Linked DNA regions of Homo sapiens: region 2 is linked to region 1. Evidence: read pairs that join two places in POLR2A ChIA-PET (ENCODE). Cell type or tissue: Panc1. All regions are shown on one strand. Links, peaks and the distances in the headings refer to the core of each region. The heading gives the core; the rest is flanking DNA.

What was found. Peaks named below come from ENCODE experiments on the same cell type or tissue, not always from the same donor. Only the 100,000 strongest peaks of a DNase experiment are listed, where the experiment ranks them.
Region 2: POLR2A ChIA-PET joins it to region 1 with 7 read pairs; 4 of 35 experiments call an interaction of 5 or more read pairs at or near these places.

What each region holds. Positions count from the first base shown.
Region 1 is chr18:76,912,926-76,917,321 of GRCh38, forward strand. ZNF236 (zinc finger protein 236) reads left to right here. Exons shown (of 31, transcript NM_001306089.2): 18 at 822-973; 19 at 2,722-2,934. Among named protein-coding and RNA genes, the nearest start is that of MBP-AS1, 65 kb to the right of the region's middle. In Panc1, for the core only: no CTCF peak of the experiment used is centred there; no DNase peak of the experiment used is centred there.
Region 2 is chr18:77,120,680-77,125,075 of GRCh38, forward strand. All of the region lies in intron 1 of MBP (myelin basic protein), which reads right to left. Among named protein-coding and RNA genes, the nearest start is that of MBP, 9.9 kb to the right of the region's middle. RefSeq lists enhancers at 1-190, 2,676-3,609, 3,988-4,047, 4,088-4,197. In Panc1, for the core only: no CTCF peak of the experiment used is centred there; no DNase peak of the experiment used is centred there; H3K4me3 peaks cover 1,403 bases; H3K27ac peaks cover 4,000 bases.

The DNA of each region.
Region 1 (4,396 bases), core at 64-4,063:
TACAGGCGTGAGCCACCGCCAAACCAGATTTACAAGAGTGAATTTTCAAAATGTATTCAGACACTTCCAGCTTTTAGTTTAATTTGGACTTGAGAGGAAAGTTAGTTGCCTCTACGTGGGCACCCAGTCTTGACTTAGGTTATAGTGTAGGGACGTCACTAACCTCTTGCTGGAGATTAAAACTTGAGAATGGACAAAAGAGACATACTAATGGAATAAGCTTTTAATAATATGTGAGTAGGAGTTTTGAAATTTATAATTATTTTAATCCTTAAGATAACATTAGTCTATTCAGTAACAACTGAAGGGGAAATAATACTGCATATTTATATATTATTCAGCATAACTCCAGTATACTCTGTTTTGTATTTTGTAAACCAAAGGAGTACATGGATTGGCATTTCCAAGTGACTAGATACAGGAGTGATTCTGCTTCTGAGGCAATGGAAGGATTCATAGTGTCTAACGACTTAATAAAGAAAAGAGTGCATACATTTTCTTCCTATTATGCTTAGAGAGAGTTTCTAATTAATCAAATATTATGTCTGCTGGGGAGTTATAGGATTTACTGTTTTTTAAGTAATACATTTAAGACTGTAAATACTCTAAGCAGAATTTGGTCTAACAAATGATTGTTGGCAATATTTTATACTTTATAATTTCTTCAATGTTGGAGAGCACACCTAGGTTCTATAACAGTTGTGCCTAAATGTTTCATGGTTGTTGGTGAAGCTTGTTTGCTTTTCTTCCCTTTTCAGGTGCTGTATTTGTAATTGTGCTATGAATTAACGTGGTCTGAGTTCTGTATGTTTGCTTTGTAGGTGTGACTATTGCAACAAAGGCTTTAAGAAGTCCAGCCACCTGAAGCAGCATGTGCGGTCGCACACCGGGGAAAAGCCCTACAAGTGCAAGCTCTGTGGACGCGGCTTTGTTTCCTCTGGGGTCCTCAAGTCCCACGAGAAGACACACACAGGTCACTGTCTGCCTTATACTTGGAGATTAGTCCTTTAAAGAAAAAAGCTTTATTGAGATATAATCCATATACCATTCAGTTCACCCACTTAAAGTGTACAATTCAGTGATTTTTAGTATGTTCATAGAGTTCTGCAACCATCAAAACTGTAATTTTAGGACATTTTTATTACACATAAAAGAAACTCTGTACCCATTAACAGTCACTCCCCATTTCCCCTCAATGCCCAGAACCTCAGGCACCCAGTATCTACCTCTGTCTTTATAGATTTGCCTGTCCTGGGTATTTTATAGAAGTACGTGGCATTTTGTGTCTGCTTCTTTCACAGCACAGTGTGCTCAAGTTTCACCTATGCTGTATGGGTGGATCAGAACCTCATTCCTTTCCATTGTAGGATATGCCACGTCTTATTGATCCATTCATCGGGTGATGGACATTGGAGTTATTTCCATATTTTGTTTATTATGAGTAATCCTGCTATGCACATTTGTATTTAAGTGTTTGTGTGGACATGGGCTCATTGCTCTACCTAGGAGTGGAATTGTTTGGTCATATGTTAACTCTGTTAAAACATTTGTTTTCCATTGTGGCTGTCGGATTTGACAGCCCACCGTAGCGTGGGAGGGCTCTGGTTTCCCCACATCCTTGCCAATGGCTATTATTGCTTCTCTTATGACCGGCCTTGTGGATGGTCATGAGCCTTCCCACGTGCCATTGTGGTTTTGCTTTGATTTGCATTTCTTCGATGGCTAATCATGTTAAACATCTTTCACAGACGCTGAGAAATGTCTGTTCTAATCCTATGCCCATTTTAAAATTGGATTATTTGCCTTATTGAGTTGTAAGAGGTTTTTATATTCTGGCTACTGGACCTTTATCAGATGCATGGTGTACAGTTAAAAATATTTTTAACATATTCTGTTATCTGTTACATATACTCAGTATATTCATTATAAGTTTAATATCAATGTATATTTTGTATAAGGCTTTATTTGAAAATGAAGATATACTGCTTAGAAACATAGAGCCAAGCAAAATAAGGAAAAGTTTTATTGACTGGTCCATAGGTTGATGATTGAGGAGTGGTTTTAGTGGATACTGGAAAGATTGCTGGCAGTAGTTTATATGGTACTTTGAAGGACATGCTACGGAGGCAGAGAGCAGCAATATATGACTTTTATAAGGAACGGTGGAAGAAAGACAGAAATAGGAGGAAAATAGCTAGTTACTTGGTTCTGTGTCATCGGTCCAGAGGAGAGAGGGCCTTCTGTATGGGACTTTATTTGAAAGTAAAGCTGTATAGAAGATTTATAGACTAGTTCTTAATGCCTAATCTACCTCATGTGCTATGGGAGTGATGAAAAGATGGATTGGAGAAAACATTTCTGGGGTAGAATCCACATGTTGCCAGTTTAAATGTAAAAGACCAAGGAGAGAGGGGACTTGATTTGTTTTGAAGACTGTGACTTCACAGAGCCTGCTGATTTCAGTAGAGAAGGCAGTAAGATGTCCTATGTCAACTTCCATGTTCTTAAAACAATCCCATTTCTAAAAATTGGAAACCCACACCAAATAAACTGTCTATAATTTTGTAATTTACTTTTTTTTTTTTTTAACCAAAGTCTGTTAAGCCTCAGGATAATGTTGTAACTTATTAAACATATCTTTGTTTGGTTTTGACTGCTTCTGGTTTTAAGGTAGTGAAATAGGATTGGTTCCAGCCGTTTTTTCTGTTTCTGTGCTTGCAGGAGTGAAGGCGTTCAGCTGCAGTGTGTGCAATGCTTCCTTCACCACCAATGGCAGCCTCACCCGGCACATGGCCACACATATGAGCATGAAGCCTTATAAGTGTCCGTTTTGTGAGGAGGGTTTCCGAACTACAGTGCATTGTAAAAAGCACATGAAGAGACACCAAACAGTCCCCTCTGCTGTGTCAGCCACTGGAGAGACAGAAGGAGGAGGTATTTTCCATTTGTTGATTCAAGGTGTATTAACCCGATGCTAATTTAGGAATAAATCCATTCACAAATCACCGTGAGTATTTTGACGTGGCTATATATAGATTAGTTCAGTAGCACCCTGAGTTTTTAATAATTTTATTTTCTGATTATGAAAGCCATACATGCTCTTGGAAGAAAAATTCAGAGGTGCAATGAAGAAAACATCTGCTCTTACAAATCACCACGCGCTGAATTGGCATTCACTCTCACACTGTGTTCTTCCTTTCATGCTTGGGCGCGCATGTTGCTAGAGACTTGAATGTTTTTAACAAATATGGTATCTTGCTCTATATAGTGTAGTATGCTTAATTTTTTGTCTACTGAAGTTTATTACAGGCATATTTAATTTATTGAACACAGGCCTACATCAGTTCAGATGACTCCGTGGAATTCCATCATATTTTATTATATAATTTTCTGTTGATGGGTTGATGGATGTGCAGCTAGTATCTGGTCTTTCACTGAAATGGTAATGGTAGCAGTTATGGACTGCTGTAACCCTTGGTAAAACCTGTGCTTGCCATTACGTTGTCTCATGTAATAGACACAAAACACCGCATAGTTGGAGGGATTAATCTCATTTTGTACGCTAGCCAGCTAAACATTAGACACGTTAATTCGCCCAAGTCCCATACCAAGTGGGAGATCCTGAGTATTATTTTTGTGCTTATACTTTTTGTACTTATAAGACAACTTCTTTTTAGGAAGTTCCACGATGAAATTATACAGTTACGAATAGAGCACATTTTATATTTTGACACGTTGCGCCAGCACACAGATTGCAGTTTTTAAATCCGTGTGTGTTCTGACACTCTTGGAGGTCACGGCTGGTCTGAGTGTATGTGTTGGCCTGGGCTCTTGCCTGTGCCGCGGCCATCCTGTCCTGGCACAGTTGGTGCGCAGTGTTGTCAGTGAATTTTGTGTCAGTGGCTGTGTGGAGACAGGGGTGCTAAATGGGGACTGTCATCGGAGGTCAGACCTGCTGGTGGCCCATCATCCTCTCTCAAGGTACTGCCCCCTCTGTCTGCTTTGCCACCATCTGACCGAAAGACCACAGTGAGACCATCTGGGGTCCCCGGTGGGTTATGGCAGTCTACCTTTCTCTGCTGTTTTGAGGAATAAGTCTGTAAAACTTGCCTAAACTCCCTCAAAGTAACAAAAACTGCGACTTAACCATTGCCAGAGCCATTGTGCACCTCATTTCTTTAGTAGATAATTCTGGAATAAAAGTTTCTGACCTGTTAAACTGAGATAGTTCAAACTCTTTAATCTGATGATACTTAGTAAAGCCTTCATTTCCATTTTTAAAATTCTGTCATGAGATTTCATAAAGTATAAAAAGAAAATGACCCTTTCCTTCAAATGAGTTAAAGGCTATAGGACATCCAGGCATTATTTCTAGAACCCCGTCATTTGGAGAGTG
Region 2 (4,396 bases), core at 174-4,173, 210 kb after region 1:
AAAAGGATGGGGAAATATTGGGATTCGGAAAACCACGTTACCGACCTTTGGAGCTGTCCTCTGAGCACAGGTGTCATGGTAATTAAGTGTCACTCCATGGAAAGAGGTCAGGAATAAACCTGTGTGTGTGCAATCGGTAAATTTTTCAAATTCCTCTTCTACACATGTTGTAAAAACAAACGAAGTTGAATCTACAAGATTTAGGACCCCGTGAGGATCAACCCATACAAAAATACCGCCAGGACCTTTTCTATGTTCTTGAGCAAATGCAGTTGTTTTGTTTTTGAAATTGTGTGAAACGTAATCCACATTTTAATGTACCTCCCATTAAAATTTAAGGTTGGGCACAGTGGCTCACGCCTGTAATCCCAGCACTTTGGGAGACCAAGTGGGAGGATCCCTTGAACCCAGGTGTTCGAGACAAGCTGGGGCAACATGGAGAGACTTTGTCTCCACAAAAAATAAAAATACAAAAATTAGCCTGGTGTGGCAGTGTGAGCCTGTCTGTGGTCCCAGCTACTCAGGGAGATTGAGGTGGGAGGGTCGTTTGAGCCCCAGAGATTGAGGGGTCAGTGAGCTGTGATCACACCACTGCACTCCAGACTGGGCAACAGAGGGAGACTGTGTCTCAAAAAAAAAAAAATAAATAAATAAGATTTTTACTTTAAGTTCCTATAGTACGTGTTATTTTGGTGTTGCTTATCTAGCCGTGTGTTTTAGTGTTAGGACTCTTTCCTAATGAGGCTTTAACCCTGGCATTTCACATACATTTAAACATGCGTGTTCAGGAAGGCTGCTGCCAGGCCTCAGCTCTTCTGAGTTCTCCCGCCCTGCATACACCCATTTTCAACCACTAGTCTGAAATGAATAAGGTGAGCTTCTAACATCTTGCTTAAATCCTCCTGTCTTCAAATATGTCTCGGCATATGAAAATAATGACAGAATAAAAGAGTCATCATCTCCCTTTAAAACTCACAATGCCTTTCATACAGCAATCTAAAATGATATATTGAAGCTGTCCACAGACGTGCTATGCCTGTTTCTGAAATACAATTGATTTATATTTATATTTATATTTCTCTTTATATTTCTAGAAAGACCAGCTGTAGCTGGTGCTCACACTTCATAAATCTTGCTCTCAAGCTGTCCCAAGGTTATTACATTTTCAGATAGCCGAAAGAACAGGAATAAAAACACCTGGAACACACAGCCTGCCACAACCCCATGTAAGAGAAAACCAGCTCCTCAAATATGTGAGAGTCTTTGTTGTTGTTGTTTTTGTCAAATTACTGAGTTAATTTATCTGGTATTTTCAGGCAACAATTTAAGCTGAATAAATCATGCCAGGTCTTTAGCTTCTGATTGGTGGAGAACAGATTTAGACACATGACTTCTGGAAAGTATAGGCTCTTGCTGTGTATCAGTTGGATGATGATGAGTAGAACTGGCAGAATCCGCCTCAGTTTATGCAACAAGTATTAGGGACTGTGCACTATGGTAGACATCAGTGGGGGCTAACACATGTTTTAACAGTTTTCCAGAACAGACGTTTGCAATGTAGCATTTAAGCCCCTTGTAAACAAAATGCTACCAAAACTGGAGAAGACAGCCATCCTTTTTGGAAGCTGTGCAAGGAAGGAGACAGCTGAGAAACAAGGGCAAGGAGGCGACTCCAGAAAGGAGTGGACTACGCCAATGATGAGCTGGGAATCCCAGCTAGAGTCTCAGCTAGAGTCCCGAGAAGTCTCTCAGATGGGCAAGCTGGGAGACGCTCAGGCAGCTCCCGGGACAGTGGAGGCCAAGTGGGAAGTGAACTGCGGCATAGAAGACAGCAAAACGTTACACTGTATTTTGTTTCTTTCTTTTCTTTAAATTTTTTATGAGACAGAATCTTGCTCTGTCACTCAGGCTGGAGTGCATTGGCGCAATCTGGGCTCACTGCAACCTCCGCCTCCCGGGTTCAAGCAGTTCTCCTGCCTCAGCCTCCCGAGTAGCTGGGATTACAGGCGCCCACCACCACGCCTGGCTAATTTTTGTATTTTCAGTAGAGACAGGGTTTCACCATGTTGGTCAGGCTGGTGTTGAACTCCTGACCTCAGTTGATCCTCCCGCCTCGGCCTCCCAAAGTGCTGGGATTACAGGCATGAGCCACCGCGCCCGGCTAGTATATTTTCCATTCAACATAATTCTGCCAGTTCTAGTCGTCATCATCCAGTCTACTCTACTCCTCTACCGAGCACAACCCCCTTCTTTAGAAAGCCAGCAGCATTTTGTATACATGGCAGGGTATTGAGCAAATATTTTGCCATGGGAAAATTACTTGGGAACTTCTAAGCTTCCTAATAAAACTATAAGCACTTCAAGGGCAAGAATGACATCTATTTTCTCTTAACATACCCTGAAATGGACGGCATAGTATTTTTGTACACAGTAGACACCAAGGAATTTTTAAAAAGTAATGGTACGTTTGCTGTATGTGAGGAGCCTACAACATAGTTCTATAATTTTTTGCTTTGATAGCAAGTTTAGCAAACATGGTAGCTTTCAACCATACAAGAAAGATGAAGAAAATGAGTATCCATAAACGTTCCTCATCAGATGAAGACTCACGCAGGACATAAAATGTTATTCTCTAAATATGGAAAAAGCATCAAAAATACATGATGCAAATAAAAATAAACTGTCAACAAAAAGCTTTAGTATCAATTAGTTATTCTAATGCAAATTCAATTTATCAGTGAAACAGAAAGGACTTCCTGATCACATGAAAGCACACATTTGAGAGCTTGTGTGGGTCTATTCAGATGAGCTGTGTCGACCTGGAAACACCGAGGCACTCACGGTCTGTTTCCTTCCTTCACTTACAGCAGCAATCCTAAGTTAACCCGGAGCTCATTAAAATACATATTCCTGGGCCCGACCCCAAGACTGTGGGGTGGTATGCCAGGGTGGGCCTAGGACTCTGCATTTAATTTGAATTCTCAGTGTAATGTGTGCAGGTGGCTGCAGACCACAGGAGCCAGCTTGTCCCCTCTCCTGGTGAGCAGGTCAGGGGGCCACGGCAGATGCTTGGCTTGGGAGTTGGGCGTCCAGCCACCAAGGCAATTCTGTCCCTGCTAGGACTCTAAACTGATCCAGGTAGCTTTGTTTTGTTTTCCGTGTGTATTGACCTCTGGAGCTTTAGGTTTCTTAATCAGGCTCCAGGTGAAAAGCAGATCTGAGTAGAGCATTTCTCTGTCTCTCTGGGTTGGTGGTCAGCCGGGAAGCAGCCTAGGGCACCTGCACGGAGTCTGCGGGTGGAGCTGCCCTGAGCTCCATCCCTTCCCAGCACAGGGCATTTTGCTCTTGCCTGCAGGGCAGCATGGGCACACCTTCCTACCTGGAAGGAGCAGGGCTCTCTGGGAGCATCCCGTGTCACCAGATGCCCCAAAAGACGGGCCGCAACACCAGCAGTCCCCTGAACTGCTGAGAAACCTCCCTTTCTCCAGCCTCCTGCCTCCCCCTCATCTCTGCCTCTGGGTCCTTTGTTTCCATGTTCTATCTCCTCTTTATTACTTGCCTTTTTATACATTGTATATGTGGTCTCTAATGTAAAATTAAACAGGTAATTTGGTTAATCACTTACTATGAATAAAACTTCATTTTCTTTCTTGACCTTTGGAAAATTGGGGAGCTGAATATTAATCCCTTTACTCTTAAAGGAAGTGAATTGATGTAAACATAAATCGCTAGAATAACTCTTCTGGCCACCACGCCTCCCACCCCCCACCCCGTGCTGGCCTCCTTTCTTGGGGCTCAGTAGCTGCTGTGGTCGCTGCCTGCACCTCCTTCCCCAGCTGCACCCCCGGAAGTGGGGGTTGGACGCGGGGCAGCTGGGGCCGCACTGGCCTGGGTGCCTGTCTCAGGTGAGTTCGGAGGGGATGGGAGAGGAAAGGAGCAAAGTCTCCCTCGGGGCCAGTGGGGGAGAGCCCACCCACAGGAGATAGGAGATAGGGCTTTGGGGACTTCCTGAGGCTGTTGAGCGGGCAGCCACACTTTACCTCCAGAGTTTCTGAGCCAGGTCGCCTGCAGAGTGACAGGAAGTGGGGCCCTGGTTTGCTGGCCTCTGTCTGAATCATGCTAGACTGCTCTTAGAGGCCCAGCTCATTATAAATCCTGGCAGCCAAGAAGGAAAAAGGGCTGGATCCCCATACAAATTTTGTTCCTTAAATCTTTTCAGATTTAGCTAGATTCTCATGGTTCTTCCTCAAGTCATGGGCTCAAGAGTGAGGTTGCAAACACCTAGTTAATCCCCAGGCCTGTGCTGAATCCAGCCCACTCCTCTGAGGTCCCGGCTCCTGCCCGTTTCTGCACGCTTCTCTTTTTAGATCAATTTCTTTATCCTTCCTTTCTGCAC